Linked DNA regions of Homo sapiens: region 1 is linked to region 2. Evidence: read pairs that join two places in POLR2A ChIA-PET (ENCODE). Cell type or tissue: OCI-LY7. All regions are shown on one strand. Each heading gives the region's core, and the rest is flanking DNA. Links, peaks and the distances in the headings are about the cores only. Region 1 holds the start of EDC4 (enhancer of mRNA decapping 4). Region 2 overlaps CARMIL2 (capping protein regulator and myosin 1 linker 2).

Region 1 (8,841 bases), core at 418-8,417, 220 kb after region 2:
TAGGCCTTGGAAGGCCCTGTCAGCCTCTATCTCTCCCTGACCCCATGGGTATCCAGAAGGCTAGCTAGAAAGTCCACAGTGGAACTTAGCCTCGGCCCTGGAGGGTGATGAATGTGGAATTTTTCCAAGTTATTTCTGATGACTTTTTTTTTGAGATGGAGTCTTGCTCTGTCACCCAGGCTGGAGTGCAGTGGTGCGATTTCGGCTCGCTACAAACCGCCGCCTCCTGGGTTCAAGCAATTCTCCTGCCTCAGCCTCCTAAGTAGCTGGGATTACAGGCGTGCGCCACCATGCCTGGATAATTTTTGCATTTTTAGTAGAGTTGGGGTTTCACCATGTTGGTCAGGCTGGTCTCGATGTCCTGACCTCGTGATCTTCCCGCCTTGGCTTCCCAAAGTTCTGGGATTACAGGCGTGAGCCACCGTGCCTGGCCACATTTCTGATGACCTTTTGGGACTGACACTGACTGACCACACAGCAGGATGGCTGAGCTCAGGCCAATATAGCCCTCCTGGGCCTATGCATATCAGAGACCATATGACTTCTTAAATACAAATGGGAAGTATATTTTATTAAATAGTCTTTCAAAGCCTGGGCCCAGGGTCAATGGGGTAGAAGATGTTGATAGTGTAATGTTTGGGGGCTATACTCAGTCTCCTTCTTTAGACAGGGAAACTGAAGTGTGGCCACACTTCTCCAAGCAAGGCCCTTTTCAGAGTCTTTCCAGGGCCTTAGAGATACTTGTACTCTGAGGCCCCAACCCTGGGGTTTCCTGTGCCTTTTTCAGATTGACGCGTCATGCCTTACGTGGGAAGGACAACAGTTCCAGGGGAAAGCTGCCATTGTGGAGAAGTTGTCTGTAAGTAGGGAAGAAAGCCAGGGTGCAGGTGGCTCCTTTCCCACCCCTTCTGGCCTTGGTTCTCCCACCTCCCACTCTCTCTCTTGTAGAGCCTTCCGTTCCAGAAAATTCAGCACAGCATCACCGCGCAGGACCATCAGCCCACTCCAGATAGCTGCATCATCAGCATGGTTGTGGGCCAGCTTAAGGTAATGGTACTGCCACAGTGGTAGGGAGGGGTGGGCAGGCAGAGGAGAGTCTTGTACCCCTGCTTTCCCTGTGGATGTGACCTGCTTATCTAGGGACACCCAGACAAAGTGACTGTCTAGAGCTGCGTAGTTCAGTATGCTAGCCATTAGCCACATGTAGGTGGCAATTTTTAAGTTATATTAATTAAGATTAAATAAAATGTACTTCTTCGGTTGTACTAGCCATATAGAACATTTTTGTGACTGTAGAAAGTCCTATTGGCAGACACTGGTCTAGAGCCTTTATCTGGAAAAGGGAGAAGTATAGGAGTAGGATGGGACTGGGGTGCCAAGCCACTAGGCTCCCACTCTGCCCTAAGGTCAAGGTGGACAGGCTAGCTGGGTGCGGAGAGGCAGTCCACTCCTGCAGCCCTTGCTACCACTCCTCAGGCTGGCTGCTGGCTCCTTGCCTGCTGAGCAAAGCAGATTCCTGGAACTCCTATTTCTTTTTTTTTTTTTTTTTGAGACGGAGTCTCACTCTTGTTGCTTAGGCTGGAATGCAGTGGCACAATCTCAGCTCACTACACTTCTGCCTTCCGAGTTCAAGCAATTCTCCAGCCTCAGCTTCCCAAGTAGCTGGGATTACAGCTGCCCGCCACCACACCCAGATAATTTTTTGTATTTTTAGTAGAGACAGGGTTTCACTATGTTGGCCAGGCTGGTCTTGAACTCCTGACCTCAGGTGATCCACCTGCCTCGGCCTCCCAAAGTGCTGGGATTATAGGCGTGAGCCACCTATTTCTCTTTGCATTTTCCTTCCTCCTTCTCAAGACCTATTATTCTCAGAGACTTCCTGTGGTCCCTCAGACCCCCCAAGAACTCTCCAAGGACCTGTTGTGCTTCAGCATATTAAAGTCAGATTCTGGGCTGGGCGCGGTGGCTCACGCCTGTAATCCCAGCACTTTGGGAGGCCGAGGCAGGCAGATTACCTGAGGTCAGGAGTTTGAGACCAGCCTGACCAACATGGAGAAACCCTGTCTCTACTAAAAATACAAAATTAGCCAGGCATGGTGGCACATGCCTGTAATCCCATCTACACGGGAGGCTGCGGCAGGAGAATCGCTTGAACCTGGGAGGCAGAGGTTGCGGTGAGCTGAGATTGCACCATTGCACTCTAGCCTGGGCAACAAGAGTGAAACTCTGTCTCTAAATAAATAAATAAAGCCAGATTCTGTTTACAAAAACACCCTTCTTCCCAAAAATAGCAGGACAAATTGGCTGCCCCTCGGCCTGGGCTTGTGTCTTACAATAACATGGTCACATGCTCTCTTTCTCTAGGCTAGCCGGGACAGGGCTTCCTGAGTCCAGAGTGGGTGTGTAGGTGGTCCTGTGGGCCTCTGCAGTGGACGCAGAGGCACCTGCTTTCTGGCCTGGACTTTCCTGTCAGTTTCTCCTGCCTGTTCAGGATGTCCTGCTCAGTGCCTGTGCCTGAAGAGGCACAGAATTCAGGAGGTCTCTGTAGGGAGCTCATTGTTCACTTTCTCAGGCAAAGGTAGTAAACACTGCTGCTTCCCACCGGCTTCAGGTTCTTCCTGGTGATTCTGTCCAATTTGGAGCTCCCAAACAACTGATTTGCCTCCTTGATGACGATAATTCCCAGAAAGCAGGTGATGTTAGAGACAGTGCTGGTTAGCTAGGCTCCTATTTCAACTAGGTCTCATCCTAGTTTTCTGCAGTTTGGCTGCAGGTTTCTTGCCCTTTTTTTTCATCTCAAATACTGTTTATTACATGACAGGAAACATCATTGGATAGTGAACCTATGTTTTCAAGATTGTTTGCAGTTTTTTTGATACTCTATAAGTTACTTGGTAAATACTATGGGATTCGTTTCAAAATTGTGATCACTTGTGTCTGGAGATATGTGCTTGGAGGCAGGTACATCCTCTGCTCTTTTGCTGTAGCTAAGGGTGAATTATTGTGCAGTTTAAGCACACATAGCACACATAGGCGTGGCTGATTGTTGGCCTACATGTGCCCAGGGCATTGTTTCATACATTACATCAATTCACATTCACAAGTACCCCTTGGCTACACTGGGATTTGAGTTCAGGACAGTAGGGCCTGATCCTAAAGTCAACATTTTTTTGCCCTCTTCTCCTACCACTGAATTCCCTTCCTGTTTCTTGATCCCCTTACTGAATCCTCTTTTCTCTCCTCATAGGCGGATGAAGACCCCATCATGGGGTTCCACCAGATGTTCCTATTAAAGAACATCAACGATGCTTGGGTTTGCACCAATGACATGTTCAGGCTCGCCCTGCACAACTTTGGCTGACCTCCTCTCAGCTAGGCACTCACGCTGTTTCCTCCTCCCTCCTCTTCCCAATACTATTCCCACTCCTCCAGATGCTCCAAATATCATGCACAAATGAGCAGGGCCGCGGTGGGAGTGGGCGCAGTGCGCTGCTGCCACTGAGGTGTTGTGCATGATGTTTGGATGCTAGACTAGTTGCATCTGACGGGAGAAGTTTGTGTTGTACCAGCGCATGCCTTGGAAAGACTTAAGTAATGCAAAAGGTTGTCCTTTTTTTTTTTTTTTTTTTTTTAATCTACTGACAAGTTGCTCTAGTAACCCAAAGAAGTGAAGGAGAAAGCAGCTGCCTCACCGCCCAGACATTGATTTGTTCAGATGTTTCAATGCCTCATGATACAATAAAACCACAAAAATTTTCTTAACAGTTTAAATTGTTTTAATTAGTTTACTAGTTGGCTGGGCATCAGAAGCTACCCAGACCCGTTGTCTCTCTCATGTTTCACCCTCCCACTTCTGCCCCAACTCTGAATACCTGTTGCAGGGAGAAACTGCTGAAGCAGCACTCCCAGCTAGCCTCTCAGAAGCCGTGTAGGGCAGTTCTCTCCCACTCCACAGGGCGACTGGTCTTTGGAAAGCAGGCAGGAAGAGCTCAGGTCTGGCCTGAAGCTTCTCTCACTGAAGCCTGTGCAGTCAGTTCTGATACCTCCTGTGACTTCTGCTCTGGGTAGGTTCAGGGCCCTAGTAGCAGGAGAGATGATCCTGAATCCTGTTGAAGCTGGAGAGGCCTTGGCAAAATGGCTCATCACGTTCAGGCCCTCCGGGCTGAGTTGTCAGCAGTATCAAGGGAGGGGCCTGCTCTATCCCCAGAAGGATCAGGATCATATCCAGGATGCCCCACATACACCAAGCCAGGCAGAGGGCAGCTCAGCTCCTGTCCCATCTGCTTTGGATATCTTTACCCAAAGGCAGGTAACCCGAAGAGCCAGCCTCCACTGCCCACAGAGCCAGGCCCAGTTGTGTTGGAGTATAGGTCAGGAGCTGTGGAAGGAGGCAGTCTGTGAGGGACTCATGCTTTAGGAGTCCTCACCCCTCAGACTGCTGCAGGACATTGCCAGGCCTCTCTCCACTTCCTTCCTCAGCATACAGACTTCATGCTATCTTCCAATTCCGGGGAGTCTTAGCTATTAGGGCAGTTTCTGCTTCTCCATTTTGGGGACAAAGGCCTTGCCCAGTACAAATCTAGCCCCTTGTCCCACAGACTTCTGGATGGTATAAACCTAGTGGCAATGTAGCAACCATAGGCTAGAACCAAACCCAAGATTTGGGTCAGTGCCCTGTTAAGGGTTTTAGGATTGGTAAGGACACCACAGCTAAATCTGACATGTAAAAGGATACCCTTCCCCTGTCCCACTACGGGTGGAGGCTAAGGACCTCCTCAGATCCCACAGATTGCCTGGTGACATTGGGCACAGGGCTGGATGGTGTGCTGTTTGAGAGGACAGCATGCTCAGGAGATTTCAGTGGGAATGATCTCTAGGCTGATGTGTATTTGGGGAAGTGGGGGTGGGGAAGAGGTAGGTGCCTGCTGCCTCAAACCACCTTGTGTAAAATCTGCAATACGGCTTCTTCCATGTACCTGTGCCTGAACTGTCTGCAATAAAGAAGAATTTGTAAACTGTGGTTTCTTTCTTCCAACCTGAGGGTGCCAGGTGGGACAAGGGGATGCTGGGGGACAGTAGGGAACAATGACTGGTCATTGTAGTGGGATCATCTCCCCTGCTCTTGCAATTCCTGAGTTTTATGACCTCGAGGGTAGCCTCAGGCCTTGAGTTATTCCGACCCATTCCCAAAGGGAACCTGAGGCACCTGCCAATTCAGCATATTCTGGGGGTCTGAGGGACCTTAGCATGGGCGGCTAAGTTGACCCCGTCCCAGGACCATCGGAGTCCATGCTCTGGGAGTGGGCAGGGACCTGGCGCCTTCTGAGTCGAGTAGGGCTTTAGGTGGCCCAGTGCGTGGACGCTTACTTCAGCCCCGTGGGACTTTCCTGACCTCGCGGACACAGGGGCGGGGCCGCCGAGGGGGACTGGCTGCGGGAGGGGTTTAGGCTTCCGCCCCCAGCCCGGAACCTTTCTTCTCCGGCCCTGGCAGGTTCCGGGAGCCTCGGCTCGTGGGTGCCGGAAGTGGAGGCGGTTGGTGGGGTTGGCGGGGCTCAGCGACGCTGCGCGGGTGGCGGTTTGCGAACTGCGGGTGGACTGTGTAGTGACCGGCGTCCCGCTGTCTCGCCCCGTGGCGGGTGAGCGAGGGTGCGTGGTGCGCGGCGGCGGCGGAACGAACGCGGTGCGGGCGGGGCGCCCGCCGCAGGGCCCATGGCCTCCTGCGCGAGCATCGACATCGAGGACGCCACGCAGCACCTGCGGGACATCCTCAAGCTGGACCGGCCCGCGGGCGGTGAGCGGGGGTTGCGGGGGTGGGCCCCAGGCGAGCTGACAAAAGGGCGGCGCGCGTCTGAACCGCCATTGGGGCCCACAGCTCCCTTAGGACTAGCTCTGGATCCTCCCGGCGGGTAAGGGTGGACGGGGATTGACTGTGCCCCTCGAAGGGCGCAGACCCCTGGGTGTGACCCCTCCCTATCTTGTCCTCAGGCTGTTCTGCCTTGTCCTTCAGCGTCTCGGTTGAAGGTGAGGCGCCTTCTCTGAATCCGCTGGGGCCCTCTGGTTTCCTGGCCCCGAGGTCTCTAGTGTTCCTGGGACTGGCCTAGCTCCTCTTCCCTTTCTCCATGGTTCAGAGGCCTGGTCTGGGCTCCGTATATGGAATTCTGGGCCCAGGCTTAAGCGCGATGCTGAAGAGCTGCCGGTCCCCCTCCATAACTTGCCCTTCTCTCTGGAATAAAGACTCCAGGCCTCCCGTTCTGAAACTGATTTCCAGGAGGAAGGTGTCCAGTCTCAATTCCGTGTTCTTTCTGGGATGAAGGCAAATCACAGACCGCACCACCCTGACTGAATTATGCTACAAATATCTGCAAGCCCTAATTGGTTCCCATTCATTCATATTTCGCTTTGGCTCTTAATGATACCTCAGAACTAGTCTTGCCCCCAAAGATTCCCCAAGACACAGCTAACAGGGTTGTAATATACTGTTGTCATTGAAAGAAAGGAGTGTCTCGATACTGTGATGGGCGTGGGAAGGGTGGAGGCTGGTGAGTGCAGAGTGCAGGTCTGAGAGGGGAGACTGGGCTAGGTCTTGTAATGTGAACAGGGGCTTGGGTGTCAGGAAAGGCACCCAAGGCACCTATGGAGAAGCCACCTATTAGGAAGAGGAAATAGCACGTGTGCAGGCACTAGTTTACTGACAGGTTTAGGGATCTCTGAAGTGGCCGGTGATGATGGTGTGGGCGTACAGTGGAGAATTGTGTTTCCTCAGATCTTGTTCTTACACCTGCTGGGAGGCCCAGACTGGCTGCTTCTGGAAGCAGGCACTGGTGCTCACTAGGGGTGGATTCAACTAACCCCTACTTTCAGAAAATCCATCTGCTGCCTGAGACCACTCGGCCCTTTGTCCCAGGCCTGGAGTGTGTGCCCTCTTTACTCATGAGTTGGGCGTGGACCTCTCCTGCTGCTCAGCTGCTTTGTAGACTAGACTCCGCAGAGATTTGGTAGAGCCTGGCATGGCCAACCATGTACAGCCTGAGCCTGCTTTTTGGTTGTCCTCATGGTACCCTTCATGGAAGGGAGAGTTGTCAGCTTGTCCCTGAGCAGCTAAAGTGGCTCTGATCTGAATGAAGTGGCCTGGAGGCTTTCCTTATAACTACTTTGTTTATTGATTGGCACTTGATTCCCTTGTTTGCCAAGCAGCTCTTTCTTGTCTCCTCTCACTGGACGACCAGGTCAGAACTCAGACTATTGAGGACTGGGCGCGGTGGCTCACACCTGTAATCCCAGCACTTTGGGAGGCCGAGGTGGGTGGATTGCTTGAGGCCAGGAGTTCGAGACCAGCCTGGCCAACATGGTTTCTTAACATGGTGAAACCTTATCTCTACTAAAAATATAAAAATTAGGTGAGCTGTAATCCCAGCTACTTGGGAGGCTGATGCAGGAGAATCCCTTGAACCCAGGGGGTAGAGGTTGCCATGAGCCGAGATCGCGCCAAAATAATTCAAAGACTGTTGTGACTGGAAACTTGCTATGTTCTGAATGTGGAGCCCTAGGCTCCTTGCCACCTGGGGATTTTGGAAATGGTGTCTGAGCCTATGAGAGTGTTTGAAACCCAGCCAGTTGCAAAGAACTGAAATGCTGTCTTTCCTTACTCCACACGCTGCCCCATAGTTTCTCTCCTTTTGGTCCAGCTCCTTTATGTCCCTGCCTTCTGTGTTTACTTGCCCAAGATAGCTTCTTCTGAGCCATTTCTGTGTGGGGCAGCCCCTTCCACATCTTACCAGTGCCCTTCCATGCCTTAGGAGCCCATCTTCTCTCCAAACTCTGACACTACATTGGTCTAGGCCTTGATCTCTCTCACCCAGATTCTCAACCATTCTGCATGCTATCTTAGAGTAATCTTCCCACTGGCCAGAACTGACCACATCACCTTCCCTTTTGAAACTCTTTATGGTTCTCATGGCCCACAGGGAGAGTCTAAGTGCCACGGCATCATACCTGATGCCTCTGTAGCTTTGTTTTCACTCCATCCTTCCTGTGTTTGTGTGTTCTGGTCACACTAACTGCTGTATAAAGTCTTTCCTGACCCCTCCTATGCCCTCACTCAGTCCACAGAGTTCTTCTGTAGTGACCCAGACCTGAGTATTCACTGCCCTCAAAGGGTCCTTGATGGCTTGTACCCCTCCCCCAGGTAGAAGAGCCTCATGCTCATCCTTGGTCCTGCCTACATCAGTGTTTATGGAACGAGAGATGAACACAGGGCCCTCCTCCTCATGGACATGCTTTGCTCAGTTGAGTGTTCCTAGAGCACCTCATAGTTCTTGAAGGAAACTCTGAAAGGGGAGAGGCTTGTGGGCAGGTCGAGCAACCTTATCAGAATGACCCTCTTTGTCCCCAGGCCCCAGTGCAGAGAGCCCACGGCCATCCAGTGCCTACAATGGGGACCTCAATGGACTTCTGGTCCCAGACCCGCTCTGCTCAGGTGATAGTACCTCAGCAAACAAGACTGGTCTTCGGACCATGCCACCCATTAACCTGCAAGAGAAGCAGGTCATGTGAGTACCTAGGAGACGACAATAGTGGTGATGGTGTATTTGGGGTGTCTGCTAGCTGAAGGCATGAGATGGGGAGTGAGCGGGGCCAGCAGCCTCTGCTGCTTCCTCTCTAGATGACCTGGGGTGGAGCTTGAGCTTGCACTAGGATGAGAGGCAAGGACAAGCTCAGGGGTTTGGCCTGGATACCTGGTTTAGAATGAAAGTAGGCTCATTCCCAAGGAAGGAGATGAGCAAGCAGAGCTGTGGGTCTGGGGCCAGTGGACCAGGCGAAGCTGACATTGGACTAGATACC
Region 2 (8,000 bases), core at 1-8,000:
AGCCCGTGAGCCGCCGCCCTCTGCTTCTCAGAGCCTTGAGGTCTCAGAACAGATTCTGCACATGATGAGTCAGTCATCACACCTGGAGGAGCTGGTGCTGGAGACCTGCAGCCTGAGGGGGTGAGGGGGACAGGGCAGGGCTTGGAGAGGAGAGTCTGGAGGCTTGGGACTGGGGGCTAGTGGCCTGGGAGGGGTTGGCAAACCAGGGGCAGAATCTCATGCCTGGGGTCTGGTCCCCAGAGACTTTGTCCGACGACTGGCCCAGGCGCTGGCGGGACACTCAAGCTCTGGGCTGCGGGAGCTCAGCCTCGCGGGGAACCTGCTGGATGACCGAGGTATGACTGAGCCTGGGGACCGCAGGGGTGGGCAGCAGGAGGAGGTGAGACCCACGTGGCTGTTCCCACCCCCCAAGGCATGACTGCACTCAGCAGACACCTCGAGCGTTGTCCAGGAGCCCTGAGGAGACTCAGCCTGGCCCAGACAGGGTTGACACCGCGAGGTAGGCTGGATGAGGGAGGGGGTGAGGGGAGGGGGGTGGGGGTCTGTCCAACTGCTGAGTGACCCCGACCCACCACCAGGAATGAGGGCTCTGGGCCGGGCACTGGCCACCAATGCCGCCTTCGACTCCACCCTGACCCACCTGGACCTTTCTGGGAATCCTGGGGCGCTGGGGGCCTCCGAGGACAGTGGGGTGAGTGGCTGTCTTCAGGGTGGGAGCTTGGGGTTGCTCATAAGCCCTGGGTAGGCGATCCCCCACTCCATCGCACCCCTGTCCTCCCTCCAGGGCCTCTATAGCTTCCTGAGCCGTCCTAACGTACTGTCGTTCCTGAATCTCGCAGGCACCGACACTGCCCTGGACACTGTGAGGGGGTGCTCCGTGGGGGGATGGATGACCGGCAGGGCGGACTGGAGGGCGGGACGGGGAGGGCTCGGTCCCCCCGCGGGTGTAGCCAACAGCCTCCCCCCGCAGCTCTTCGCAGCGGTATCCCGAGGCTGCTGCACCAGCCTTACCCACCTCGACGCTTCGAGGAACGTCTTCTCCCGCACGTAAGGGGGACCTGTCGGGGCCGGGGGAGGCTGCTGGAAGCCGCCTCCTTGCGGCCCCAGGCCCACCTTCCCACTTCCCCCAGGAAGTCCCGCGCCGCGCCGGCCGCGCTGCAGCTCTTCCTCAGCCGCGCGCGGACGCTGCGGCACCTGGGCCTGGCGGGCTGCAAGCTGCCGCCCGACGCGCTCAGGTCAGTGTCGGACCCCGGCCACGCCCCCGCGGGCGCTCCCACCCTGCCCTGGCCTTCGCCCCTCCCCGCTCCTGCTTCTGTCGCTCCCACAACCTCCCCCAGATCCTGGCCCTGCCTCCTTCGTTCGCACCCTGGAGCCCCCTGTCCCAGCTCCCGCCACCCCGTGTAACGTCCTCTCCCAGAGCCCTTTTGGATGGCCTCGCGCTCAACACGCACCTCCGCGACCTGCACCTGGACCTCAGCGCTTGCGAGGTGAGCGCCGGCCCCCAGAAGAGACCACACATTGGGAGAGGCGCTGGGAGGCGGAAGGGCAGGGCCGTGGGCCGCCTGCCCCTCCCCACTCGCGGCCTAAGTGGGTCCCACTTCCCACCTCCCACCTCCCACATACAGCTGCGCTCGGCCGGCGCCCAGGTGATACAAGACTTAGTGTGCGACGCAGGCGCTGTGAGCTCCCTGGATCTGGCGGATAACGGTGAGGCTGCAGGAGAGCCCATCCTCGCATCATCCACTCGATTCCCAATCCCCACCCTACCCTTGCAACTTCGCCTCGTGCGTGACCCGAGTCACCCCCAGGCTTCGGCTCAGACATGGTGACTCTGGTGCTGGCCATCGGGAGAAGCCGGTCCCTGAGACATGTGGCGCTTGGAAGGAACTTCAACGTCCGGTGCAAGTGAGCCCCCACCCTACTCCTGGGCCTCCCAGACAACACCCCACCACCCCTGTCCCCCACAACTGCGGCCCCTGCCCACAGGGAGACCCTGGACGACGTCCTGCACCGGATTGTCCAGCTCATGCAGGACGACGATTGTGTGAGTTCACGGGACCTTGCAGGGCCTCGGGCAATTAGACCACTTTGGTCCTCCTTTCTCTTGTTCCCTCAGACCCTGTGACCTGCCCTCACTGACCCCTGACTCCAGCCATCAATGGCTTTCTCTTAACCCCAGCCTCTTCAGTCTCTGTCGGTGGCTGAGTCTCGGCTGAAGCTGGGTGCCAGCGTCCTACTCCGGGCCCTAGCCACCAATCCTAACCTGACCGCGCTGGATATCAGCGGCAACGCCATGGGGGACGCGGGCGCCAAGTTGCTGGCCAAGGCGCTGCGGGTCAACTCGAGGCTCCGGTGGGCGGGGTCAGAGGGGTGGGACCAGCGGGCAGGGGGCGCGGTGGAGAGGAGGGCACCGGGCTAAGGGGAGGGACTGAATGAGGCGGAGCAAATGGAGCAGGCTGACGAGGCGAATGGACTAGGCCGAGGGTTGGGTGGGGCGTTGGGAAGCTCCGTCCCCGACTGAAGCCAGGCCCGGCCCAGGTCTGTGGTCTGGGACCGGAACCACACATCTGCTTTGGGTCTGCTGGACGTGGCGCAGGCGCTGGAGCAGAACCACAGCCTGAAGGCCATGCCTCTGCCACTGAACGACGTGGCCCAGGCGCAGCGCAGCCGCCCGGAACTGACAGCACGTGCAGTCCATCAGGTGGGCGTCCCCCTCTTCCCTTGCCCTTCTCTGCACGGTAACTCCGTCCCTCGGCATTTCTCAATACCCCTTGCCCCTAGATCCAAGCCTGTCTCTTGAGGAACAACCGCGCAGACCCTGCCTCTTCTGACCACACGACCCGCCTTCAGCCACTTGGTCTGGTCTCAGACCCCTCAGAGCAGGTCAATGTCCCCTCCCCAACCACGAGAGGTAGGGCATGAGGAGACCTGTGGCATCCGGGAGCCTCCATGAGTCAGAGGGTCTGACTTTCCTGGGGCCAGGGTGCCTGAGCCCTGCTGTCCCACACAAAGTCCCTCTCCTTGATCTGGAGGCGGCTAAACACCCCTTAAATAGCTCTCCAAATAACACCCTTGGCTGCCTAACGTTAAGCCTGTAAACAGGCTGTCCTGTTAGAGAGGAATTTTTATGTCCTTCCTCAATTTTCCCCCAATTGTAGCCCCATCTCTGTCCTCACATATACGTGACTCCCCTCCCCTCTCCATTGTGTGCCCAAACCCAGCTGCTCCTTCACTGTCTTCATCTCCCTCCACTACCTTATCTGTTGGAGATGTTTCTACCTCTCCATTCCCAAATACCTCTTCTTTCCTAAGCTTCAGAGCCCAAAGGTCTTAATCCAGACATCCTGCTGGGCTTCATGCTCTGCACTTCTCCAAGTGATGTCATCGTCGCTCACAAACCCTGTTGTCTACCCTGGAGCCCAATCCCACTGGTGCCCACAGCCACCCAGTGCTGTGGACAGAGGTTGGGGCACCCTTCCAGGTCTCTCCTGGTCACACTGGAGCCCTCATAGGCCTCCTTCGTCCTGCCTCTAGACCAACCTTCATACATGCCACTCCTTACCCCCACACCAATTATCCCTTGCTCCTCCTGGTCCCTCCTCCAGGGCTACTCACTCCCTTTTCTACCCCTCTCTCAGTCTATCCTCTGTGTGGACAGACTGAGCTTCTAAAACACAGACATGATTTACAACTCCTTTCCTTCCTATTCTGGGCACTTAGGAAGTGTATATAAAGTCCTTAAAATGAACCAAAGCAACAGATAGTTCCTTCCCTCCTTGAACAGATAGGGTTCCAAAGTGGCTGGTCTAAGGGTGTCAGCTTCAGGACCTCCCTCTGTTAAAGAGCCTGGGAGGAAGGCAGGCAGGATCTGGGAGACTGGGAGGGGGCTAGGCTGAGACTGATCCCCATTTCGCCCCAGGAAGTGAATGAATTGTGTCAGTCGGTGCAGGAGCATGTGGAGCTGCTGGGCTGTGGGGCTGGGCCCCAGGGTGAAGCCGCTGTGCGCCAGGCCGAGGATGCCATCCAAAATGCCAACTTCTCTCTCAGCGTGAGCACTCCCCCTCCTGCTACAAGGACCCTTCCCCTCTTAGTCAGGTGTCAGCTCGCAACTGCTTTTCCTCTTTGGCCCTCAGATTCTCCCCATTCTATATGAAGCTGGAAGCTCCCCAAGCCATCACTGGCAGCTTGGGCAGAAGCTGGAGGGCCTTCTGAGACAGGTGGGCGAGGTCTGCCGCCAGGACATCCAGGTGAGAGGGTACTCCTGCCCCAACCCCACCTCCGTTTGCAGGTTTGACTCCCATCCTTTAGTTTTAACTGTGATATCCCCTGACTCAATATTCTGTTGGAGTTGGAGCCTCAAGCCAGCAGCCTGGTGTCTGGCCACATCCTCACCATGCTCTGACTGACCTTTGTCTAGGACTTCACTCAGGCCACACTGGACACAGCAAGGAGCCTCTGCCCACAGATGCTGCAGGGATCCAGCTGGAGGGAGCAGCTAGAGGGGGTCCTGGCAGGCTCGAGGGGCCTCCCGGAGCTGCTCCCAGAGCAGCTGCTGCAAGATGCCTTCACTAGGCTCAGGTAGGCTGGATGGGGCTGGGCTGGGCAAGGCTGAGCAAAGCCAGCCCATTAACCCCTGTCCTCTCCTGCCCTTAGGGACATGCGGCTATCAATCACGGGGACCTTGGCAGAGAGCATTGTGGCTCAGGCTTTGGCAGGCCTGAGTGCAGCCCGGGATCAGCTGGTGAGGGGGAGATGTGCACACACTTTCGTGCAAACACACACATGCAGTGACTTGGCCATCTCCCTTGCAGGGGCTCTGTAATGTCTTCTGGGGTCATGTAGCCCAGGGCTATTTCAGGGTCCCCTTAGTTAGCATCAATGGGATCATGGCTGAGGCCCTACCTGCCATCTTTGGCTGCTTGGTATTGCAGGTGGAGAGTCTGGCTCAGCAGGCAACAGTGACAATGCCCCCTGCCCTACCAGCACCGGATGGAGGTGAGCCCAGCCTCCTTGAGCCTGGGGAATTGGAAGGTCTTTTCTTCCCCGAGGAGAAGGAAGAGGAGAAGGAGAAGGTAAGTGGTTTTAGAACACGGGGCATGGCACTCCCAGTCTTCCCATCTTGCTGTGGAGTGTGGAAGGTGAAAGGCAGCTCTTTTGGGTTGGTGCTCTCCTACCCCAGGCTGAGTTTGTGCCCTCCCCACCAGGATGACAGTCCTCCACAGAAATGGCCTGAGCTCAGCCACGGTCTTCACCTGGTCCCCTTCATTCACAGTAAGTCAGGGCCTTGGGGGAGGGAGTTTACGTGGGTGGGCTGAAGCTCCATTAGACTTGGGGACCCGGGGACCTGGATGAACTCATTCAGCCTTGTCTGGGTACCCACCAGCCCTTGACTGGGCCAGGTCGGGCCCCTTGTGCAACCTGCAAAGCTGGGGTCTGCTGTGGTCAGCCCGGGGCGGGACCTGGGCGGATCTGGGACAGGACACCGGCTCAGCTCGCCTCCCCGCGCCCCTTTCCCTACCCCAGGGACGCGCATGCTGGGCGGCGGCGCGGAGCCGCGCGCGCTCGGGGCCGCGCTCAGCACCACGGACAGCGGCGGCGGCGGGGGAGGGGCGGAGGGGCAGAGGGGCGGGGGGACGGGCGGCGTAGCCGGGCCCCTCCCCGCGCCCTGGGCGGGTCCCCCGCCGCCCTAGCGCCTCCGCCGCCACCTCCCCGGGCTCGGCGCTCGGTGCTCTTCTGGTGCTGTCCCCTCAGGTGCTGCTGAGGAAGCGGAGCCGGAGCCCGAGCTGGCGGCTCCGGGAGAAGATGCAGAGCCGCAGGCGGGGCCGTCCGCGCGCGGCTCTCCGAGCCCTGCCGCCCCTGGGCCCCCGGCCGGCCCGCTGCCCCGCATGGACCTGCCACTGGCGGGGCAGCCCCTGCGCCATCCGACCCGGGCCCGGCCGCGGCCGCGCCGCCAGCACCACCACCGCCCGCCGCCGGGGGGCCCCCAGGTGAGCACCCTTCCCCCACTCCGGAGCGCGTGGAATTGGGGATCACGGGTGGCCCGGCCGCTCCTCATGGGTGGTAGCGGTCAAGGAGAGGGGGTGGTGGGGGCCCAAGGCCACCTGGTCGTGCGGCCGCGGTCACATCCTGGCTTCTTCCTGACCACCCCCCACCCCAGGCCATGCCTGTGCGGGACCATGGGTGTGCGGGTTCCGTTCGGGGTGTGCCTGGGTGTGGGACTCCGTCTCGGGGCGGCCCGCGGCCTCCGTGGCTGCGCGAGAGAGGGTGTCCGTCCTCCCTCCCTCCCCCGGGGCTGCTGAGAGATGCCGGGCAGCCGGGTAGCCGAGCCGCGGGGCCAAGCCTGCGTCTGCTGCGCGTCCGGCGGCGGCGCGTGTGGGGAGATGCGTGTGTGGGCTGCAAGCCCGCGGGGGCAGCGGGCACTGGCGGAGGGCGGGGAGGAGCCGGCTTGAGGCCCCCCAGAGGGTCTGACGCAGCAGCCGGCGCCACTGAGCCGGCAGCAGGCCGGGTGGAGTGGGGGTGGGGTGGGGGACACTGCAGGGAACTGTTCGGAGCAGAGCTGGTGGCAAGTGGGAACGGGTGACCCCGGGGGCACGTGAGGGCTAGGTTTGCTGGTGACCGGGTGGCTCGGGCGTGTAGGATACTCTGTGGGACAAGGACGGGTGTGGACTGGGTGTGCGGGAGCCAGCAGCGAGTGAGGAGTGCGTGAAATCTGGAGTCTCTGTCCAGCAGCAGGACAGTAGGAGGCTGGTATCAGCAGCCCCTAGGGTCACCCCAGTCTGGAATCCTGGAGTTATTCAGTCCAGGCTGCCGGCCGGGGGGGGGGGGGGGTAGAAGCCAGAGTTGCACTCAACCCTGACCCCTGACCCCATGATGCCCCCCAGGTACCCCCAGCCTTGCCGCAGGAAGGGAATGGGCTCAGTGCCCGCGTGGACGAGGGCGTGGAGGAATTCTTCTCCAAAAGGCTGATCCAGCAGGATCGCCTGTGAGTGAGGGGCATCTGCTGGGGGTGGGAGAGGGTGGGATGCCTGATGGGCTTTCTCGCTCACTGCTGGGTGTCCCCACAGCTGGGCCCCCGAGGAGGACCCGGCCACTGAGGGGGGCGCCACTCCTGTCCCCCGTACACTGCGAAAGAAGCTGGGCACCCTCTTTGCCTTCAAGAAGCCTCGTTCAACGCGGGGTCCACGGACTGATCTAGAGACCAGCCCTGGGGCAGCTCCCCGAACCCGAAAAACTACATTTGGCGACCTACTGCGGCCGCCAACCCGTCCCAGCCGTGGTGAGGAGCTTGGTGGGGCTGAGGGGGACACCAGCAGCCCTGACCCTGCCGGCAGGAGCCGACCTCGCTACACAAGAGATAGCAAGGCCTACTCGATGATACTGCTGCCTGCCGAGGAGGAGGCAACGCTGGGTGCCAGACCCGACAAGGTGAGGCTTGCTGATGGGGGGTGGTGAAGGCGCTTCTGGGACCCAGGGCGCGGACTGTCTCCAACTCGAGCATCTCTGTCCCTAGCGGCGGCCCCTGGAGCGGGGAGAAACAGAACTGGCTCCATCCTTTGAACAGCGGGTACAAGTAATGCTGCAGAGGATAGGCGTCAGCCGAGGCAGCGGGGGTGCCGAAGGCAAGAGGAAGCAAGTGAGTTGAGGGGACCTGAGCATGAAGTGAGAGGGCAGATGGCATGCTGTGGGTGACATAAGTGACCAAGATGGAGGAGACTCATGACAGATAGGTCTAATTGTCAGTTCTACTCCATTCTCCTCGAAATGGTTACAGATTCGACCTTTCTTCCCTCTTGGCTTTGACCCAGGCACAGGCCACCAGCATCTCCTCTTTGGACCTGAGAAAGTCTTTTCTCTGCAGGTCTAATAGAAATCTGAGGCCTGGGCCAGGCGCCATGGCTCACGCCTGTAATCCCGACACTTTGGGAGGCTGAGGCAGGTGGATTACCTGAGGTCAGGAGTTAAGAGACCAACCTGGCCAACATGGTGAAACCCTGTCTCTA

What was found. Peaks named below come from ENCODE experiments on the same cell type or tissue, not always from the same donor. Only the 100,000 strongest peaks of a DNase experiment are listed, where the experiment ranks them.
Region 1: POLR2A ChIA-PET joins it to region 2 with 14 read pairs; 4 of 35 experiments call an interaction of 5 or more read pairs at or near these places.

The regions. Positions count from the first base shown.
Region 1 is chr16:67,867,553-67,876,393 of GRCh38, forward strand. NUTF2 (nuclear transport factor 2) reads left to right here. Exons shown (of 5, transcript NM_005796.3): 3 at 788-859; 4 at 949-1,047; 5 at 3,248-5,015. The coding sequence ends at 3,361. EDC4 (enhancer of mRNA decapping 4) reads left to right here and starts at 5,500. Exons shown (of 29, transcript NM_014329.5): 1 at 5,500-5,791; 2 at 8,393-8,549. The coding sequence starts at 5,710. RefSeq lists a silencer at 5,613-5,822 and an enhancer at 5,716-6,216. In OCI-LY7, for the core only: no CTCF peak of the experiment used is centred there; a DNase peak (open chromatin) is centred at 5,489; H3K4me3 peaks cover 2,319 bases; H3K27ac peaks cover 1,782 bases.
Region 2 is chr16:67,647,268-67,655,267 of GRCh38, forward strand. It overlaps CARMIL2 (capping protein regulator and myosin 1 linker 2), which reads left to right. Exons shown (of 38, transcript NM_001013838.3): 10 at 32-120; 11 at 241-335; 12 at 413-499; 13 at 579-691; 14 at 785-1,047; 15 at 1,131-1,235; 16 at 1,418-1,487; 17 at 1,626-1,707; 18 at 1,809-1,905; 19 at 1,987-2,044; 20 at 2,180-2,352; 21 at 2,539-2,701; 22 at 2,782-2,883; 23 at 3,920-4,048; 9 more. Among named protein-coding and RNA genes, the nearest start is that of CARMIL2, 6.1 kb to the left of the region's middle. RefSeq lists an enhancer at 6,191-6,723. In OCI-LY7, for the core only: no CTCF peak of the experiment used is centred there; no DNase peak of the experiment used is centred there.